2 separate regions of the Mus musculus genome follow, and region 2 is linked to region 1. A link is a loop called in an ENCODE intact Hi-C map of the cell type or tissue named here. Cell type or tissue: gastrocnemius. All regions are shown on one strand. Each heading gives the region's core, and the rest is flanking DNA. Links, peaks and the distances in the headings are about the cores only.

What was found. A loop is a pair of places that touch in the nucleus more often than their neighbours do. Peaks named below come from ENCODE experiments on the same cell type or tissue, not always from the same donor. Only the 100,000 strongest peaks of a DNase experiment are listed, where the experiment ranks them.
Region 2: it touches region 1 in a loop (5-fold over the local background); 6 of 42 quality-filtered maps call a loop at or near these places.

Annotation. Positions count from the first base shown.
Region 1 is chr5:21,054,980-21,057,780 of GRCm38, reverse strand. It overlaps Ptpn12 (protein tyrosine phosphatase, non-receptor type 12), which reads left to right and starts at 1,870. Exons shown (of 18, transcript NM_011203.3): 1 at 1,870-2,132. The coding sequence starts at 2,034. It overlaps Gm42221 (a long non-coding RNA gene), which reads right to left and starts at 1,714. Exons shown (of 4, transcript XR_880864.3): 1 at 1,310-1,714. In gastrocnemius, for the core only: a CTCF peak has its summit at 1,357; DNase peaks (open chromatin) are centred at 1,585 and 2,438; H3K4me3 peaks cover 2,147 bases; H3K27ac peaks cover 2,392 bases.
Region 2 is chr5:20,880,363-20,883,163 of GRCm38, reverse strand. It overlaps Phtf2 (putative homeodomain transcription factor 2), which reads left to right and starts at 1,040. Exons shown (of 18, transcript NM_172992.3): 1 at 1,040-1,208. It overlaps Tmem60 (transmembrane protein 60), which reads right to left and starts at 711. Exons shown (of 2, transcript NM_177601.3): 1 at 509-711. In gastrocnemius, for the core only: a CTCF peak has its summit at 1,121; DNase peaks (open chromatin) are centred at 917 and 1,537; H3K4me3 peaks cover 2,500 bases; H3K27ac peaks cover 2,500 bases.

The sequences.
Region 1 (2,801 bases), core at 12-2,511:
TGTCTGAAGACAGAGACAGTGTACTCATATATATATAAAATCTTTTTTTTAAATATATGTATTTATTTTATGTACTCATATACATAAATCTTTTTTAAAATATTTATTTTATGTACTCATATACATAAAATAGATCATATGGAAAAAATATGCCCTACAAAACACTAGGGCAAATGAGACCCAGCCTGTTACCCATGAGACTGCCAATAGTTGGTATAAAGCACACACGTATACTGTTTGCTAATCACTAACTGGTTTTTACATTCTTGGCTATATCAAAAGTGTAGGTGATCACTGTGGCCCATGTCTATGCTCCCAGCACTTGTGAGGCTGAGGCAGGAAGACAGCCATGCCAGCCTGGGTTACTGAGTGAGACCCTGGCTGAGAGAACCCAAAATATAGAGACATAAATAAAAGTTAAAGCATTTCTGCCATTTACCTATTTGTCCCCATCGAGCCTGAATCTTTTGCTTACATTCAGTGAAATTTAGCCTGTGTAGTGGGTTAAATTACTACAGACACTCCTTTCAAAAGTTTATTTTAGTATGGAAAGCATCTCTTGAAATGCTTTGAGAGAAGTGAGTTGGTACATATCAGATGCATTATTTCCTGTATTTTATTTTAAAGTGTAACTGTATATTGCTACTCACATGTGTTGTCTTCGATTTTCTTTTTAATTAAATTTCACAGTGCGGCCAAATATCGGTTTAGGAAATGTTTCCTGCATTGATATTTCCTATCTTAAGCATATTTCCTGGCAGCCTGTTCTGTGAAAACATGTTTTTTGTTTGTGGGTGTAGGTGACCAAAGTCAGTCCATGGATCAAATCCCTCAGTTGTGCAACTGTGTACTACTACAAACTCTCGTCCTTTCGAGAAAAAGTAAAAGTTAGAGTCAAAGTAAAAGAACCTGCGTTTTAGTTCTGACTCCACATGAACATGTTGGGGGGGTGAACTTTGGACAAATCATTTCTATTTATGAAAGGACAGATTGCATCAGCACGCTCTCTGTCTGCTAAGAGTCACAAATTCTATTCTACGAAAGAATGTCACCCATTCAACTCTGAAACCGTGAGAATTTAAAGATAGGAAGCAATATTGTCTTCCTCTTGGCAAAAAAAGGTGCAATGAGAAAGATGCATTACGAATTAAGAGCTTTCCCTCACTGGGATTAGAAAGATTGCGAAGAGTAAACCCTTTCACTCTGGAAACTATTGGCTTCTCCTAGCCAAAGTGCCAAAGCCTTGGGAGACCCTCACCAAGGCATTCGTAAAGCGAAGGTGAAGGCTCTACTACAGTTCCCAGCATACCTCTGTCCCACCCTGCTCCGGGCACTCCTGCAGGCGGGTCTTGTAGTCCCAGCCCGCGGCCGGCAGTAGCGCTGAAGCACTTTTGGAATCAGCTTTCCCTCCCCGCCAAACCCGGAGGCCGCAAGCCCCATCTGAAGTTTACTGTCTGACCCACTGGGCTTGGCCGGGCTTCCAGACGTAGGACGTCCACCAGAAGCCAGCCTCACCGCAGCGAGCGGCGAGCGCCCTAGGAGAGGGCCACGCCCCGGAAGCGGCTTCCAGCCACTCAGAGCGGGCGGGGGCGGGCCCGGGCGGGCGTGCGGGGGCGGCTGGGTCTTCGCTCTGGGGCGGGGCCGCCGTACGAGCCCGCGCGTCTGGGTGGCGGCGGGGGCGCGCCCGTGGGGAGAGGCGGCTGCGGCTGCTGGTGGGGGGTGGGGGGGGAGGCAGAACCGGGAAGGGGGCAGGGCGAACTGAGAGCCGTGTTCCTGAGGCGGCGGCGTCTCGGACTGAGGAGGGCGGGGAAGGAGGATGGGGCAGGCTGGGGGTTGGGGCCGGCGCTAGCCCGCGGCTCGCCTCGTAGTAGGGGAAAGCGACGCTGCTCTTTAAGTTGCGCGGGGAGCCCGGCCGGTGCCGCCGCAGCCGCAGCCGCCTGGCGCGGCGGGGAGGGAGGGCGGGCCGGAGCGAGCTGGGGAAGACGGAGCGGGCGCTGCGGCGCGCGGGCGGGCGGCGGGGGGGACGCGGGAGGATGGAGCAAGTGGAGATCCTGAGGAGGTTCATCCAGAGGGTCCAGGCCATGAAGAGTCCGGATCACAATGGGGAGGACAACTTCGCCCGGGACTTCATGGTGAGTGTCCGTTCTCGCCGGCGCCTCGTGTCGCCAGCCGCCGAGCTCCCCTCGCCTCTCCCGGTCGGTCGGGGCTGCCAGCGCTTTGTGTGCGGTGCGAGGACAGGCGCGGGGCGCGCGCCCAGCCGCGAGCGCCGTCGGCGAGCTTGCGGGAGGCGAGGTCACCCCCGCCCCTCAGCCTCTCTTTTCCGCGGCCGCTACCTGCGCTCCCCGGCCCAGCCCGCTCCGGCCCCGCCGCCCGCGACTACCTATTGTCTCCCCGGCCGGGCGGCGGCGGCTGGAGTGCGGGCTCGCCTTCCCACGCCTGCCTTCCCCGCCTGCCCCTCCGGGGAGGGTCGAGGCGAGCTGTCTGGCTGCGGCCAGCGGAGCGGCTCGAGGCTGCCGGAGAGCGAGGGTGTAGAGCATTAACTCGCTGGGTCCCTGTACGGATGCCGGCCTTGGTCCGAGTGGACGGCAGGACGACTCCGTGTCTGGGTTCACAGTTATTAGCTCAGCGCTTGCCAGAGGCTTGACCATAAGGAATCTCATGGTTTACCTGATCTCCATTTATCTGGTCAGGTTTCTTTTCGTCCTGAGACCCAGGTTTGAGGTGGCTGTGAGGCCAGTGTGACTTTAGATCGAAAAGGGAGGGGGATATCAGTGTGGATGGGGGTTATCCTGAAGGAAGCT
Region 2 (2,801 bases), core at 146-2,645, 170 kb after region 1:
TTTGTTTTTTTTTGCCCGTATGATTCCGGATCCATTGTTGAAACCTTCAGAGTTTCTTTCCCCACACATGGAAATACACACCTGCATCTAGTAATTAGTTGTGCGTAGTAGACTCATCCAAGGTCCTTCCCATACCATTCCATTTCCCTTCTCCCGCTACTCTTAATACTTATAAATGAACTCTCCTTACCCGAAGACAGCTCTGTTTAACCAGCTCACAATTTCCTTCTCAAAATAAGTGGCCTCGCTGCTTACAACTTGGTTGACTTTAGGGCTCATCTGCCCTGGAACGTGAGGATCCTGCTAAACTATCCTGGTCTTTGGTTTGGAAATGCCCATGGTGGTTTCGCGGGAATATCTGGACTCTCCCAAACTCATGCTGGAATTTAATGCGTTTTTTGCAAGACGCATCCCATAGCCGTCGTGCAAACGCGCCCGCACGCAGCATGAAGGGGTGAGGTCACCCGGAGGCAGCACGGACAGGACAAGGGCCGAGCTCCCGACTCACCTGGTAGAGCGGCTGGCCGGAGAGCCGAGAGGGCAGCGAAGGTCGGGAAATCCGCCAGTTTGGATCCTAATCCTCTTCCACACTTTTCCCCCCATTAAATTCTTAGGCCCTCACATGATAATTAAGGAGAAGACATAGTTCCGCCTCTCCAAACAGCCGCAGCTGAGGCCCTCCGCACCTCAAGGTTCCGCCCACATCCGGGGCTGTTCCCGCCGCCCTTGGCCTATCCCGGAGAGCAGAGCGAACGGCGTTCGGCGCTCACGGGCCCGTTTTTCTTGTTTATTGGTTCATTTGGCCGCCAGTAACTGACTGCCCTCCGTTTTAGAGCGATAAAAAAGGGAGGCAATGACCGCGCCCCCTGGGCCCGCCCCTTAGTCCTATAGGTTGGTAGAAAAGTCAGTTTTCCGATCACGCCCGCCGTCGGGCCCGCCCTCGCTCGCCGGGACCCTCCCACCCCTCTCGCCCGGTCCCGTAACCTGCGGGCTGCGGCGCAGACTCCGTGGTCATGCGAGGAGCCGCGGAGGAGGCGGGGCGTCCCGGGAGGCGGAGCGCGGTGCGGGCGGCGCGAGCGGCGCGAGGGTGGAGGCAGCGCGCCGCCGGCGGCGGGGCTGTAGCTCTTTGGGCTCCAGCGGCGGCACTAGCCTTCGCGACTCTGCGCGTCTCCTAGCCGCTTCCCAGCGGCGCGGCGCCGGCGGCTACGGTAGGCGCCACAGCTCCATGCTCGGCGGGCCATGTGGAGGTCGCCGCACTCTGACAGGATCCCAGGGCTGTGCGGACCGGGCGGCGGAGCGGCGGGCGGGATGGGGGCGCGGGCTTCGTGGTCGCCGTGGCGCCCCCTGCCACGGGCACCTGCGGGCCCCGCTCGGCCGCGGCCCCCTCCCTTCGCCGGGGCGCGGCGGCTGCGGGCCGGAGCTCGGCGCGGTGTGGGCGCGCGCGCCCCTGCGCTCCTCTGGCTTGGGGTCGCGCGGTCCCCAGAGGGCGTGTGGGGGCGGCGGGTGGCCGGGCCGGGGCCCACGCGAGGTCCTCTAGCGGCCCGAGGCGCGCGCGGGCTCGCGGAGCGGTCGCCCTGCGTGCAGGCACTGCCCGCGCGGAAGGGCAGCTGCTGCTCCCGCAGCTCCGGCGCACGGGAGTTGCGGCTCCTACAGCGACCGCGGAGGGGCGGCTACCCGAGTCTCGCGCGTGGGCCTTGGCAGGGCATTTCAGGTCTGCAAACAATGCAGTGGTCCATAGGCATGCTTCACCTTGTTTCCGCCTCGTGTTGACAGCCAGCGTTCTAGTATTGTTCTGGTATTGTGCTTTCTAACTCATCACTGCCTTGTTAAACTTCAGGAATCATTTTGTTAACCATTTTATTTTTGTCCGGAGAACACCTGGGGACTGTATTAACATGTGCTACTGGGAAAGTACAATGTGGAGCAATTAATCTTCCTTGTGGGTTTTACATACTTGGGTGTATGTAAATTAGGTATGCAATTTACAATTGTTTTGTCAGTGGTAGACGTTGCTTACTTTGATGTTACTTTACGTGTAATACTTTAGTAATTTTTTATTGCTTTCATCAAACATTTTTAAGCGTTTCTTGCCTTTTTTCTTTTTCCGAGTCTTTGATTTTAAGTGATTATGAATTTGCTAGGTACTTTTGTAAATCGTTTTTCCTAACACTGGACTTCCACGTGCACTTTAGCTCAAGTCCTAACTTAGGTTTGGTGTACAGGCTATAGATTAAAAGGGAAAGAAACGGGTGTTTCTGTGAGTTTTATGATTCAGACTCTAGACCCCAGAGGAAAGAAATCAGGAGGTCCGGGTAGACTGAGCCATGTCTGGAACCAGAAAACAAGGTGGTTCCAGGAAATTTCTTAAGTTTTTCCCTCTTTGGAAGTAGTCTGCCTCCTGCACAGGGAAGCAGTTGAATGCATTAGATAGTATCAGAACTATCTAATGTTGGGTGGCGAGGATTCTGAGTTTTAGTATATTGTAGTAGATCATAAAAATGTATTTATTTCAAGTGCATCTAACTGTGTGGGCAGTCTTGCATAGCCAAGCTTGCAAGAGTTAAATATTTTAAAGGTCAAATTGGCACTGGAGAGTTGATGCTAAAAATAAAGATGACCTGAACAGTTTTTAAGTGGAAACCTTTTTGGCTTGTTCAGTTTATGTATAATTGTAGGGAATATGTAATGCATATATCGTCACTAAGAGAATTTATGTTAGTATGTTGAAAAAAATGAAGATCATAAATTAGTTGGATTATTTATATATTATATTATGTCACATAATCCAATGAGTAATTACT